Regions from separate parts of the Homo sapiens genome. Here region 2 is linked to region 1. A link is a loop called in an ENCODE intact Hi-C map of the cell type or tissue named here. Cell type or tissue: Calu3. All regions are shown on one strand.

Region 1 (8,000 bases):
GGGGGAAATTTTAAATAATCATATTTGACACTATTTTTGAACCCTTTAGATTTCCATCTTCTAGAATCCTCAAGTCTCCTAGGCTTTAAAATAACATATCTTTTTACTTCAAACAGAGGGAATTTAGCTGGATGATCCAGTCCTGGCAAGACAATCAGTAGTCATTATCTAAGGAAAAATTATAGCAAGTTTGGAGTATACTTCAGGCTATGATCTTTCTAATACTAGAAACTATTGTCATACTTTCCCCGATTAAATGTGAAGTGCTGGTAGATCTTTTCACAAACAAACCTATTTAATTTTTTTCCATGGCTCTTTTCTTTACTTCAACTTAGAATATTCTTAATAGGAGAGCTAAAAATATTTCTGTAGAATACTCTTATAATGCCTTTGTTGGAGAATGTAGGATTAATGTTAATAAACAGAATTATCTCTGACTCTTGCAACGTAACTGACAGTTTTCAGGAATCTGTATGGCCCAGATTATAACAACCCAGGTCCTAATAAGATGTGACATGATGTAATTCTACTAGGACTAAGAAGATGTTGGGTTGTTGTGGTATGCACTTAACTGGTGACTATTTCACTGTAGCATAATGTCCAGGTTAAAAAAAAAATCATCTCCACAGAGTAAGCCTGTGAGATAATTAGCCACCTTTGAGGATGGCTAGTTGTCCTTTCCTCTATGATGTCAAAGTGATTATCCATGCTAAGGTGAAACACAAATGAGTCAAAATAATTTATTTTTTGAGACAACTGAATGATTTTTCCCTGGTGAAAGGAAGAAATAGTTTGATTCCTCATTAATCCACAGGGTCTTCCAGCCTCACCCTCTTTTTTTGTTTGCTTTACAAAGGCCACTGAGGACAAATGTGAACAAAACTCAGGGATAGTTCTCCTTCAAGAGTCATTTCCCAATAGAATTTTGTCTTTTCTAACCACCTTAACACAGAATTTCCCTTTGTGCTTATTTCATATGTGTGAAAACATTTAATAAAAATGGTGTTAGCATTGAAACTGTGGATATGAAATTAATTGGGGAGATTGTATGCTTATGATTATTGGTGTGCCTTTTTGTACTATATTTTAGTGATCTAACAATAATTCAAATTATGGAATGGGAAACTTCTGAAAAACAGGTGGTTTCTAAAAAGAACAACTTTTTTTTTTTGAGAAAAACCTTATTGCGCTAAGATGGACTACCATCTTAGATGACGGACACAGTGTCATTGCATATCTTGGACTACAGAATAAATGAGATAACAGTATGGTTTGTATAAAGAGCTGTTCAGGGACATTCTTCAGGGCAGCTTTGTACACAAGACAAATATTTACTGAGCTTGCTTCATGAGTCGAAAAGAATGCTTGCTCTGTTCAATGATTCTAACACTTAATCTCGTAGCAGCAAATATGTAAGGCTTTGGAAAGATCATGGCTGTGAGGAACATCTGAATTGGGTTGGATTTTATCACTCATCAGTAATGTAACTTCATACAGTATTTAAATTCTTTAGGCTCCATTTTCTCTTCTGTATAAAAGTGGTTACGGTTGTTGATAGCTACTGCAGAGAGCTGTTGAGATTAAAAGAGTAAATGCGAGTGCTTCAGTCATCTTACCAGATATATAGTGGGCACTTTATAGATGCTAGTGTTTTTTTGCCCTATAGTCAGAAGAATGTTGTTATTTGTAAACTTCTGCTTTTAATCTGTTTTAAAATTATTATTTAATTAACAATTAAAATATGGAAGAAAATAAAACAGGATTACACTTTGTGAGCTCAGTAAGTCATATAAATGTCTGACAGAGAAATAAATTGATGGTATATTACGCTAGCCTGTGACTGTTAACGCCATTTGGATGCCTGCTATGGAAAGAAAACATGTATGTTAAACATACCTCCATCTTCACTACTTAGAGGCAAAGTAAAAGAGAAAATATTGCTTTTGTTTAATCTTATTGCAGAATAATTCTTTTAAAGTTCAAGTCTAAGGGAAACTAATATATAGCATTTTCTGGTTTTAAAAGTAACTTTCTTTGATAGAAATCCATTATCATATCTTTGTTAATTGGGGTTTGTAAAAATGTAGTGTAAATTTTGAATTTCAGTGAAACTCTGATGGTGACAAGTTTTATTCTTATTTTCTCCTGGAGGCATCCATGAAGACCTCCTCTTAAGGATGGTGTACAAAAGTGAAGATAAAATTAAGTATATTTTACAGGAGAAAAGATGTTTCATGAATAAATTGATGTGTGCTAGTAAATTCAATGTGTAGCATTCCTTTCTTGATATAGTAGCAATTCAGTTGTAAGCAGGTTAAATTTAGGGTCCTCTTAAACCACTGTTTCTTTGCGCTCTTTCTGAATGATGAATATTTCATTTCAAAAATTTATCTGGGGAATTTTACAGACTGGGAAGAGAAGATTATTGTAGTTTTTTTATATTGTGTTCAGATCTCTTTTTTATTGTTATTTCCACTCAATTTAAAGAACTCTTTTGTATAACACTTTCTATAACAGAATATGTTATTTAGAAAGAAATTTAAAGAATGAGTAAAGAAAGAATTATTCTTAAATGAATATTTTATTTCAAACTTGTACATTTTCATTGGTGCCATCTGTAATTGAGAGGCACTTTGAAATGTCTTAGGAAGCTCAGCAACCTCTGGCAGTTTCTCTCATTTCATCTGTCTTTACATACAACTATGACAGAAGTGGATTGGCACATTGCTAACCGAGTTCCCTGAGGACTTCTTGTTGTGGTTGCTGTTTAAGACATTATTCATGCCTCATTCAACAATAATTTTTCTGACTAACAATCATTTTTCTCACCATGTCTCAGCAACAAGTCCTATGACTTTCCTCTAGTAATTTTTGTTTGTTGCATGTTTTAAATAGAATTTTATGTTTCCAATTTATGCTTGTAAGTGTGAGTCTGTGTGCGCATATATGTGTGTGAATGCATGCATATTTCAAGGAATCCAAAGTGAGATTATACGAAAATCAGGAAGATTTTCAAAAAGCAATTTTGGATGCAGACTCCAGGGTAGAAAGATATTTTATAAGAACAAATGATCTACAAAGTTGCAAAAATTTGAGGCGTGCTATGCTTTTGATTTATTTGGGTATCTGGGTGATTTGTTGGCTGCAGGTCTATGTGAATAGATCTTTGTTAAACTCTGGAGTAAAAATATGCTGCCCGTAGGAGCCTTGTTGATAATAACGCTTCAAATGCGTTACTCACCTTGCAATCATCAAATGCCACAAGTGATAGAGAAGCCAGATCAACTGACTCAACATTTATTCCATCCTTAATATGTTTTCTGTATGGCAGAGACTAGAAAGCTTAAAAATACATTTCTCAGACTTCCTTTGGAGCAGAAGCTCCAGATGTAATTTAAATTTAATCAATCAGATGTACTCAGGAGAGGCTTGAATGCAGAGCAGGGTGAAGTGGGGAAAGGGAGGGTGTAGTGGGGTCATGCATTTTCCTGGTGCATGGCCTGACTCAGGAACCAGCAGTTCCAGCAGCAGCTTCCTGATCCCTGGAGCCTAACTGGGTTACTGTCTTGATTCCCCATTTTCCTAACTGAAGCTGAGGTAGAAGTTTCCTTGTTGAGCCAGTTTTGCCGTGATGACCTGCGAACTGTTCTTTGAGGTCCAGCCCAGAGCAAGTTTCTCCAAAACATCTAACAATTTTGGAAGTACCTCATTCTTAGTACTAAATCTCTTTGGTTCACAATAGTCACATTGTTTTCTGTCATCTGCAGTTGAACATTGACTAACACACACATACTTGATAATTTTTCTCTTCTTGTGACTTGTTGCTTCACCACAACATTTTTCCTTGAGTGTTTACTTTAATCACTACCTATATTAAACAATATCTACTTAAAGCCAACATTAACAGAGATAATCTTGCCTCTATTCACTGCAGATACATAGTTAATTGAAAATTAATCCAAGGGATTCAGAGACAAAATTGACATGAGAACAATTTCACTCTTAGTTTTCTTGGGGACTGATTTTCAGAGTTAACACCATATATTAATAATATGAATAGTGATGCATTTACAATAATAATGAAAAGCCATTTATAGATTGGCAATAGTTACGTTCAATTTAGCAATTTAGGTAATCATTGTTATAGTTTATTATAGATGAAAATGTATTAAATTGTATAAGAACAAATGCCTTCTAAAAGCTTAACAGTCTTTTCTGATTGTTTTATAAAACTCTATTGCTGTTAAAAGAAACAAGGAGATGATCTTTTAGCAAAAAGGAAAATCTGCATTTGGGATTTCTTTTTGTTGAAATATATGTTTTTCTAATTTTTTTTAGTTGATCTCTTCAGATTTGGCAATGCACAAAAATGGATTTGTCTTTTTTATTTTTAATAAATTTTATTTTTTAGAACAGTTCTAGATTTATAGAAACTCTATGAAGATAATGGAGTTCCTATATATTCCCTCACTCAATTTCCTCTATTACTAAGATTTATGTAACTACAGTATAGTTGTTATAATTAGTGAACAAATATTAATACATATTTTTAACCAAAATTTATACTTTATTCAGTTTTCCTTAGTTTTCACCTAATGTCCTTTTTTTTGTTCTAGGTTCCATCCAGGATACCACATTACATTTAATTGTTCTGTTTCCTTAGCTTCCTCTTAGAGATGAGTTTCTCAGATTTACTTTGTTTTTGATGACCTTCACTGTTTTGAAGAGTACTAGTCAGGTATTTTACAGAGTGTCCTTTAACTGGGTATTGTTTGATGTTTTTCTCATAATTAGATTGAGGTCCTGGATTTTTGAGAGGAAGACCACAAAGATAAAGTGTGATTTTTACTACATCACATCAGGGGAGAATATACTATCAACATGACTGATATGGTTTGGGTCTGTGTCCCCACCCAAATCTCATCTTGAATGGTAATCTCCAGGTGTTGAGGGAGAGGCCTGGTTGGGGGTGATTTGGATCATGGGGGTGGTTTCCCCCATGCGGTTCTCATGATAGTGAGTGTGTTCTCATGGGAGCTGATGGTTTTATAAGCGTCTGGCATTTCCCCTGCTTGCACTTCTCTCTCTCACCTGCCGCCATATAATACGTGCCTTCTTCCCCTTTCGCCATGATTGTAAGTCTCCTGAGACTTCCCCAGCTGTATGGAACTAAACCTCTTTCCCTTATAAATTACCCAGCCTTGGGTAGTTCCTTATAGCAGTGTGAAAATGAACTAATACAATGACTTATCACTGTTAATGTTGATCTTGATCATCTGGCTGAGGTGATATTGTAAGGATTCTCCACTGTAAAGTTACAGTGTTCTTGTTCCCTTTCCACACTGGATGGAAAGAAGTCACTATTTACAGCACCCATTAAGGACTGGGGAGTTATGCTCCATCCATTTGAGAGTGGAGTATCTGTAGAAATTGTTTTGAAATCTTCTGCATTGGAGATTTGTCTATTCTTCTCATTTATTTGTATCAGTATCGACTCATAGATATTCATCTTATTTTGGATTGTAACCAATGCTACTTTATTTCTTTTATTGTTCCTTCTATTCCAGCTTTGACCATTGAGAGCTCTTTCAGTTGACTTCTGTGTCCCTTTGACACCATCATTGTGTTTTTTGTTTAACACTTCCTTGCTTTCTGGTAGTATAAGATATTCTAACCTTATCTTATATTATTTCCCCCTCTAGTCCTAGAATCTGCTTGTTCTTTCAGGAAACCTGGTTCATTTTAGTGAAGGATGGTAGTAGGAGCTATTAGATGTGTTTATTGGTACTGAAGATGTGCTAATTGATTCTAGGCCCTCTCAAGTTCCAACAGAGCAAGGAAATATGCGTATCTATACTAACCTATGTATATACCCATATCTATCAATATTTCTATGTGAAACCATCTGTATCTATTTTTAGCTAAACCTGAGTTCATAATGACATCTCTGGCTCATATAATTCATTATCATATGGATCATCCTAGCCTCGTTTTGCTTACCTGTAACTTCACACTTCAACAGTGAGAAAAGTGGCTCCCATCATCTACCACCTGTTTACTTAATAACTAAACCACCTGTTTACTTATTCAATTCTAGTGTACCTATACAGTGGCATCGGAAGTCTTAATGTATACTTTCATAGGAACAACTTTCTCAATTAAAATATGGTGTTGGTGTACAGTTTCTTTTGCCTTTAGTCGTATAAACTCCACTCATTTACATGGTTACTTAGGTCAGCACCTTTTCCTCTACCTTTTCTGTGAGATAGTTTCATACATTTATCATATAGTTAGACTGTTTTCTCATATTCTGCATTCCATTCTGGGACCTTCCCAAACTTTGAAATAATTTTTAACAATCTGCATACATTAAGTTTCTCTCTTTGGGCTGTGAGGTCTATGGGTTTTCACAAGGTATAATGTCATGTACCCACAATCACAGTATTTTGCAGAGTAGTTTCAGACTTCTAAAAGATCCCCCATGTTTCACATATTCAACCCTCCTCAATACCCTGAACCCTTGGCAACCACTAACTTTTTAGCATTACTACAATTTTATCTTTTCAGCATTACTACAACTTTATCTTTTCAAGAATGTGTCATAAGTGGAATCATGCAGTATGTATCCTTTTCAGATGTAGCAATATTAAGGTTCCTGTGTGTCGTTTCATGGCTTCATAGCTCATTACTTTTTATTGATAAATAATATTTTATTGTGTGAATGTACCACAGTTTATCCACTCATCTACCCATTGAAAGATATCTTTATTGCTTTCAGTTTTTGATGATTATGAATAAAGCTGCACATATTCACATGTAGATTTTTATGTGAACATAAGTTTTCAAATGAATAAATACTTAGATGAATGATTCCTGGATCATATTATAAGCCTATGTGTAGCTATGTAATAGACTACCTATCTTCCAAAGTGGCTATAAAAATGTTAATTCTGCTTTTAGTTCTTTAAGGAATCTCCACATTGTTTTCCATAGTGGTTGTACTAGTTCACATTCCCACCAGCACTGTAGAAGTGTTCCCTGTTCACTGCATCCATGCCAATATTTATTTATTTTTATTTTTTTAAGTATAGCCATTCTTGCAGGCGTAAGGTCATATCACAATGTGATTTTGATTTGTATTTCCCTAATCATTAGTGATGTTGAGCATTTTTTCATAAGTTTGTTGGCCATTTGTATATCTTCTTTTGAGAATTGTCTATTCATGCCCTTAGCCCACTTTTTGATAGGATTGTTTGTTTGTTTTTCTTGCTAATTTGTTGAGTTCATTGTAGATTCTGGATACTAGTCTTTTGCCAGATGTATAGATTGTGAAGATTTTCTCCCACTCCGTAGGTTGTCTGTTTACTCTGCTGACTGTTCCTTTTGACACCCAAAACTCTTTAGTTTAATTAATTCTCAGCTATTTATCTTTATTTATCTTTGTTTTTATTGCATTTGCTTTTGGGTTCTTAGTCATGAAACCCTTGCCTAAGCCAATGTCTAGAAGGGTTTTTCCAATGTTATCTTCTAGAATTTTTATAATTTCCAGTCTTATATTTATGTCCTTGATCCATCTTGAGTTGATTTTTGTATAAGCTGAGAGATGAGGATCCAGTTTCTTTCTCTGGCCTGGTGTTTGCTTGAGCCCAAGAGTTCAAGACCAGCCTGGGCAACATGGTGAAACTCTATCACTCCAAAAAGAAAAAATAAAGTTCATTCCGGCCAATGATGAATAAGAGTTTCTTGTGTTCTACCTTCTCACTCACATTTGGTATTGTCAGGACTTGGATTCTAGCCATAGTAATAGGTGTGCACTTCACTGTTGCTTTAATTTGCAATTCTATGGTGACAAATTTTTAATTAAGTTATTCTTTTCTTAATTTTTAATTTTTTAAAGTTATTTCTAATTTTTAAGTTATTTCTTATTGTTGCACTTCAAAAATATTTTTGTATATTTTGAAAAATAATTTCTCTCAGTCTATGACTTGTCTTTTGATTCT
Region 2 (8,000 bases), 120 kb after region 1:
AAGAGGATCTGGGACTTTCTGAAAACACTTTATCTCTGTTTGTTTCATGCACATTCCTAAGTGTTGTTCTCTATATTCTGATACTTCTACAACTCTTTGCCTCCCTTCTTTACCTTCCAAATTCATTTAGCACAGATTTCACCCATATTAACGCTTGAAGGGTCCCAAGAGGGCCCATGAAAAAAATTGTGGTAGTATTCATCCCACCCTCATTCCCCGCCCCCAGCACTGATGGAATTCTGCTGGATCTGGTGTAATAATTTTTGCAACCAATGATATACTCAACAAAATGTCATTCGTTTTAGACTAAAATACAGCATTATCCAAGTTCATAAAGGGCAGGCACTATGGAATGTTTTCTCTGAGGAACTAATGCTACATATTTAGCTGAGTTAATAAAGAAGCAGTATGGCCTAAAGAAGCAAAAACTTTATATTGTGATTGGCTTGAATCTTTTCTTTCACATCCTGTACCAGACAGAGAAGATTTACTGTGAAGCTAAAAATGTTTCGTTGATGTTTCAGGGCCCCATATTTGTATGGGCCCCAGGACAGGCCATAGCAATTTTGTGTTTGTAATTTTGTATTTTACTATTTTCAGCATTACCTTTTCCAACCCCTGTCAAGTTGTAGAAGCTTCAAGCCTCACAAAACATAGACTTGCGCCCATGTTATGACTTCCTCCAAGCAGGGTCCTGACATTGCTAATCTTCTGAATGAACAGCAGTTACATTGATAGAAAGGAGTTATAAACTTACAGCGCTTTGTTTTTTTTGATTGGGAAAAATTCCCATCCACTTCTCTTTCTATGCCTTTTATTCATCACTTGTCAGTACAAAAATACAACAAATAATAAAGGACACATATTTTCATAAAATAGCAATTAAACAATGTCTATTTTTATTTCAACCAAGAGTAGAGCAATAAGTTGTATCCGAAATGAGAGAAATTATTTCCATATTATGTTGAATAATACACATATCAGAGCAAAGACCATAGGAAGACAGACAAGGAGAAAACATAAGAGCTATTATAAGTAGTGATTGTGAGAAAACATATGCAATATACTAGATAAAAGGAGAATATCTCTAATAGCTGACAGACAGCTCCCTGGATCATTTGTGTTTCTGCACATCTTATAAATAAGGCATTAACTGTCCTTTGTTCTGGACTATGTCTTCAAGAATGTATGGATAGCAAACAACATTGGAAGTTATAGACAGTGTCTATCTCTGGAGCAAAAGGCAGGAATGCTGACTGTCCATTATAAAAACTTTGGGTTTCTTCCCTTTAACACAACTTACTGAATGTGCAGATGTCATCTAGCCCCATCGGCAACATCCGTGTGGGACTTGTAGGTGAAGAGAACTGACCCAAACATACTGATGCTCATGATGCTTCCTGTGTCCTGAGAAATAATGCCCTTTGTCTCTGACCCAGGAGTCTTGTGTCTTCTGCCTGCATCCATAAAACTATAGCAGAATGACTGTTAGTTTTCAAGTAGTGTAAAATTTCAAATCTTCACAGATTTTGACACGTATACAGTGAGCTTATGCAACTTAATAAAAACGAATAGAAAAGCAAACTAGTAAGATAAATATTTAGTAGAACATAAAAATGTAAACATCTATACTTTAATACCTTTACATCTTTACTCATCAGGAGTTATTAAATAATATTAAGATGTCATTTTGCACTCATCAATTGACAAAAACTAAAAAAAATAGCAATAGGAACCAGACGCAGAGAAGAGATAGACAAACAGATACTTTCATGTATTGCTGGTGGATGTGAAAAGTAATAAAACAGTTTAGAAAAGTTGTGTGTTTATATCTTCTTGGCCAGCCGTCCCACTTTTGAAATCTATCAAAGGGAATAAAACTCCAATGACTCTGTCTGTCTTTCTTTCTCTCTGTCTCCCTCTCTATATATACACAAGTATATGTGTGTGTATGTATGTATGTGTAATCTTTAGATATAGGTAGCTTATCCTTGTCTGAAATGGGATGCAATTATGAGAAAGAAAATATTAGATCACTATGTATTAACTTGAAAGGATGCCCATGAATTATTAAGTTACAAAATTACAAATGTAATATAAGAAGTGATTTGATTCTTCTTTTGAAAAAGAATAAACATAGTACATACATGTGTGTATGTGTAACTTTATTGTAATCTGTCACAATGGGCAAGTAAGGATTGAATATATTATTTAATCCAAAGGTAACTGCAAATTGACTTTCCTCTGGTGCTGTGGAAGAGATTAATAACTTACACTGAGCTAGCATCTCAATCTCAATAGCAGCTTAGTCAAAGCTGCAGTTAGGCTTTGGAATCAGACAGACTGGAATTCCTATCTGGATTGGACAGCTGACTGGCTGAATGAACCTGGGCAAGTCATTTGGTCTTTCTGAGCCCCTGTTTATTATCTGTTAAAATGGAAATAACAATAGTGTCTACCTCACATATTTTTAACTTACAGTTCTGTCATAGAGTCAATGATGGTATTGGTAATGAAATTTACCACTTAAAGTGGATATTTTATGTGATTCTCTTCTTGTCTTTTAAAAATAGTAGATAGCTCACTTAGCTGCCTATACAGAAATGATAATACCTCAGATTTTCTCACTATTTTTCTATACAAGCTCATCAAACAACAATTGAACAAAGGCCTTGAGGTGCCCAGAAAGCCGAAGTGTGCACATTGTTAGTGCTGTTTATCTTCAATGAAGATTAGAACTGCGACCATTAGATGGCTTAATGGGTGTGAAGAAAACCTTTAGTAATACAGCTAAAGTATCATTAGCATGTTTACAGTTTACCATCTGAAACAACTGTTATATTTTACAAATGAAAAAATAATTATCCCACACCTTCCTTAAGTAAAAACCATAGTTTCCTGTCAAATTGAGTGCAAGAAATCCCTAAAAAAATGTAAAAAGGCTGTTGTCCAAGTTTTTATTTCAATAACATCAGAGAAAATAAACCAGCTGAGCTACTTGTCATTTTCTTTAATTTCTCAACTATGGAGTGCTTCAGTGAAGGAGCTATTTATAACTCTCATTTCTCCTTTAAATTCTTACCTTGTAGCGATCTAGCTAGATTGGAGAAAAGCCCTAATTTTGTTCAGGATTGCATAGGCTGCCATCAAATCATGGTTTTGAATTAATCAAAAGTCTGATTACTCTCCCTGAAACTACACAAGTATTAATGGTTTCCTTGTCAGCACTTAATGAGAATTTTCTTTGGATTGATAGTCTCCAGTGCTTTGTTCATTCACGTATGTACAATTTTTAATCATCAGTTTAGGTAAGATGTGAGTATTTGTTTTCAAGTTGTAGAAGATAATGGGACTATTAATGTAACTTAAAAGTAGAATCTGGAAAGTTGGCATGCTAAAATATGAACATAAAGATGCTGGAATCTGGAAGCTCCATGTCTCAGGGTGTTGATATTATTGTGGAAACCAAATGAAATCCTACAGAGCAAGGACTATGCTATAGACACTGCCTCTATATTTCTAGGACCTAGAGCAATACCTGGCACCCAGCCCCAGGGGAAGAAAAGGGAGGAGGAAAACACTTGACCAAAATGCAGCAAAGCGAGACATTAGTTAAAACATTCACTTCGTGCTAGAAAGAAGTTGTGGCTTCATTTATGTGTCAGAGCTTCTGTTAAACATTTTCTAAAGTCAACATACACATGATGCTTTATTTCCTCTAAGATAAAATGTCAGTTTCCGGGAATAGAATCATGGTGAATGCCCCTTCTGTCTTATCCCTCTCAATCCCTTGTCAAGCGACAACTTCAATAGCTATTGAAAGGAAAGGCACATGTGCACAGAGAGTTAAAACATTTCTTACACGGTGTTAAGAAGGTCAGCAGAGATTTCAAGGTCATTTTTGCCTTCTATTTTCTTAGGACTCTGAGGAGAAAGATGATTTATGAAATGCATTCCTTTTCCATAAAGTGTGTTTGGTTTGGAGAGGATACCATTTAAGCATTAAATTAAATCATCTAATCATCATCAATAAAAGCCAGCTTTTAGTCACTTTTTAAAGATTTTTGAGCACTATAAAATAAAATCTCAAAGCTTTTAATTTCAAAATAAACAACATAATTGAAATAGTTTATTTTTTAATACATGAGGCTGTTTAAGAGGCCTAGGGGACCTAGAAATATTAAATGCTCTTTTCCAGATGGAAAGACAGGCAGAGGAAGAACCAGTGCGCAGAGAAGTCAGTAAATGAGATGGCATGACATAGCAGTTAAGACCACAGCCTCGAGAGCAAGCCAACACTTAATGTATTTCCGTTCTCAGACAAATCCCTTCACCTCTCTGTGGCTCGATTTTCTCATTCATAAAATGTACATAATGGTAGTAACTTTCTCTCAAGGTTGTTTTGATGATTAGATGATTTAATTTATATAAAGCTGTCAGAAATATGTCTAACACACATTAAATGAGCCTTTGCAGTTATAAAAAGACAGAAATATGTTGGAAATAAAGATAAATACCAAAATAGTAATTATTTGTTAAATGTGACAGGTTTATATCTCTTGCCTCCAAGCTCCCAGAAACAAAAGACAGGATTCTTGTAGCTCTTCCATCCAGTGAGTCCAAAACTGTGCAGATGGGCAATTGCTAGTACAGATTCAGGGACTTTAAGAGAAAGAACAGAATGCAGAAATCACAGCTGTGTCCAAGAGATGAATATTCCAGTTCCACAAATGGCTGTCCATCTCCCGGAGTCATTGTGCCAGTAGCAACTGTGGGCTCACTTGGAAAAGGAATGAGGTGGGCTGGGTGAGGTGGCTCACACCTGTAATCCCAGCACTTTGGGAGGCTGAGGTGGGCGGATCACCTGAGGTCGGGAGTTCCAGACCAGCCTGAACAACATGGTGAAACCCTGTCTCTACTAAAAATACAAACGTTAGCTGGGCGTGGTGGCAGGAATGTGTAATCCCAGCTACTTGGGAGGCTGAGGCAGGAGGATCGCTCAAACCTAGAAGCTGGAGGTTACAGTGAGCTGAGACCATGCCATTGCACTCCAGCCTGGGCAATAAGAGCAAAACTCCATCAGAACGAATGAAAAAGAAAAAAGAGAAAGAAAGAAAGAAAGAGGGAAGGAAAGAAAGAAAGAAAAGGAAGAAAGAAAAAGAAAGAAAGAAAGAAGAAGGAAAGAAGGAAGGAAAGAAAGAAAGAAAGAAAATGAAGTGGTTCTTAACCTGTGTTTTGTGGTGTTTGCTCATCATGACCCTGTCACCTGTGTGCTTCCAAAGTTGCAAAGCGTGACATTATATTTTCTTCTTCCATCAGTAATGGGTTTGCTTAACATCTGCCAGAGTAAAGGTTTAACTGAGCACACCCTATGTGTTGGCTGAGAGTCAGTTTCCAGTCAAAAAGCACAGTGACCAGCTTATCGGGAAGGTAAGTGTTGTTTGCACTTTGCCTTATGAGAGGAGCTCAGAGAGGGCAGATACAAACAGTGTCAGGGCTGAAGGGCAGCCTAGTACTTTGTAAGGCAAAGAACTGTGAGACCCTGTTATCTGACATTTATGATTATTTGGTTATCATTGACTACTTAATATTGTCTGAAGATTTTTAATTCCCTCAAGTATTTCTCTCTTGTTCCCACATACTTTCAAAGAGTACCAGGAACCCAGAGGTGAGAATCACTAGAATGAGTGCTAATGGCTTCAAGGTCATCAAGAATTATTTTTTAAATTATTTTTTATTTCAGTAGGTTTTTAGGAAGCAGGTGGTATCTGGTTAAATGGATAAGTTATTTAGTGGTGATTTCTGAGATTTTGGTGCACACATCACCAAGCAGTATACATTGTACCTGATGTGTAGTCTTTAATCCTTCACCCTCCTCCTGCCCTTTCACCCATGTCCCCAAAGTCCAATGTATCATTCTTATGACTTTGGGTCCTCATAGCTTAGCTCCCACTTATGAGTGAGAACATACGATGGTTGGTTTTCCATTACTGGGTTACTTCACTTAGAATAATGGTCTCCAATTCCATCCAGGTTGCTGTGAATGCCATTATTTCATTCCTTTTTATGGCTGACTAGTATTCCATTGTGTTTGTGTGCATATATATATATATATATATATATAAAATAGTATAAATATATATATAGTGTGTGTACATATATAGTATAACAGTATAAACAGTGTTTATAGTATAAGCAATGCCAGTGCTCAACTGGAGAATTGCTGTTAATTCCACTAAACAATATATATCATAAATATATAGTGAAATTATATGTATATAATTTCAACATATATAGTTGAAATTATTGTGGAAATCAAATGAAATGATATATATATATATATATATATCACATTTTCTTTATCCACTTATTGATTAATGAGCATTTGGGCTGGTTCTATATTTTTGCAATTGCAAATTGTGCTGCTATAAACATGCGTGTACAAGTATCTTTTTAGTATAATGACTTCTTTCCTTCTAGGTAGAAACCTAGTAGTGGGATTGCTGAAACAAATGGTAGATCTACTTTTTTTGTGGTTTTGATTTGCATTTCCCTGATAATTAGTGATGTTAAGCATTTTTCCATAGGCTTGTGTCACCAATAAATTTTTGATATGTAAATGTAGTCTTTTTGCATAGCTATGCAAATATGTATTATTATTTTATTTTTAAAATTGTCGATGTAAACATGAGGTAAAGTCTTTTTTTCAGTATCTATTTTCTCTTTTGAAATACTTACACAAATGATTGAGAAAAGGAAAACAATCATAGATCATTGTATTACCCTAAAAGGGCAAAGATTTTGGGATAAAGAAGGATGGGAAGGTAAGGGGTTTCCTAAATTTCTTGGCTTTTGCCTCGAATGACTATTTGTTAGGAGATTAAAGGTTTTTACAAAATGTGCCAGTGGCTGGGTGCGGTGGCTCATGCCTGTAATCCTAGCACTTTGGGAGGCTGAGACGGGTGGATTGCCCGAGCTCAGGAGTTTGAGAGCAGCCTGTGTAACATGGCAAAACCCTATCTCTACTAAAAATCAAGAAATTTGCCTAGCATGGTGGCACATGCCTGTAATCCGAGCTACTCAGGAGGCTGAGGCAGGAAAATCACTTGAACCTGGGAGGCGGAGGTTGCAGTGAGCTGAGATAGCACCACTTAACTCCAGCTTGGGAGAGCGACAGAGCGAGACTCTGTCTCCTAAATAAATAAATAAACAAACAACAGTGCCAGTGCTCAACTGGCGAATTGCTATTAATTCCACTATACAAGACTATGCCATTAATAGAAATGAATATTTTCACGTAGTGATATATTTTTAAATGATATTTATGGCAAACATCCGTTAGTTGACAACCCAGAGCTCTGGCATTTGCCATAACTTTGCAAAAAAAATTATTGTGCTAAACATAATTATGGTTATTTTTTCTTCAACGAAAAGCTTAGTACTGAAATTTGGTTATGTTCCAGAATCTAAATTTCTGTTTCCATCTGAGCAAGTCTACGAAGTAATTGGTCTATTTTATTAGTATAAAATTGACTGTATGGGTAACTTGAAATATATACACTGTACATACATGTCAGAAAAGTTACAAAATGGCAAAAATAATATGTTGTTCTTGCTTTCAGAGCAGGAAACAATGAAGTGGTGGGGGTGGGTGCTTGATGGGGTAGAAGCTTCAATTAAATGTCAGAATACTCAGGTTTCACTCCTGATTTAGAAACTTCACTGGAAACTGAAGCACATCGCTGAAGCTCATTAAGCTTCAGATTTCCCCTATGTAAATGGAATGCTAATATCTGATCCTATCATCCCAGTAAGTTTCTGTGAGGATCTTGTGATACGATGTATGTGAACACACTATGTAAATATATGGCAATATTCATCAAAGTATCGTCTTATGGTGCCCTATTCTCTTCTTGATACAAATATTTCATTTTCCCTGTTTTAAAATAGTCTTTTTTATTATACCAGGAATAAATGAATATTTTATCATCAGAGAAATA

Evidence for each region. Hi-C counts contacts between places; a loop is a spot of excess contacts. Peaks named below come from ENCODE experiments on the same cell type or tissue, not always from the same donor. Only the 100,000 strongest peaks of a DNase experiment are listed, where the experiment ranks them.
Region 2: a loop joins it to region 1, with 4 times the contacts of the local background. A loop is called at or near these places in 1 of 110 quality-filtered maps.

Annotation. Positions count from the first base shown.
Region 1 is chr2:180,288,505-180,296,504 of GRCh38, forward strand. No RefSeq gene overlaps it. Among named protein-coding and RNA genes, the nearest start is that of EPCART, 170 kb to the left of the region's middle. In Calu3, no CTCF peak of the experiment used is centred here; a DNase peak (open chromatin) is centred at 3,567.
Region 2 is chr2:180,408,145-180,416,144 of GRCh38, forward strand. LOC105373769 (a long non-coding RNA gene) reads right to left here. Exons shown (of 3, transcript XR_923636.3): 3 at 1,388-1,471. Among named protein-coding and RNA genes, the nearest start is that of SCHLAP1, 280 kb to the right of the region's middle. In Calu3, no CTCF peak of the experiment used is centred here; a DNase peak (open chromatin) is centred at 3,567.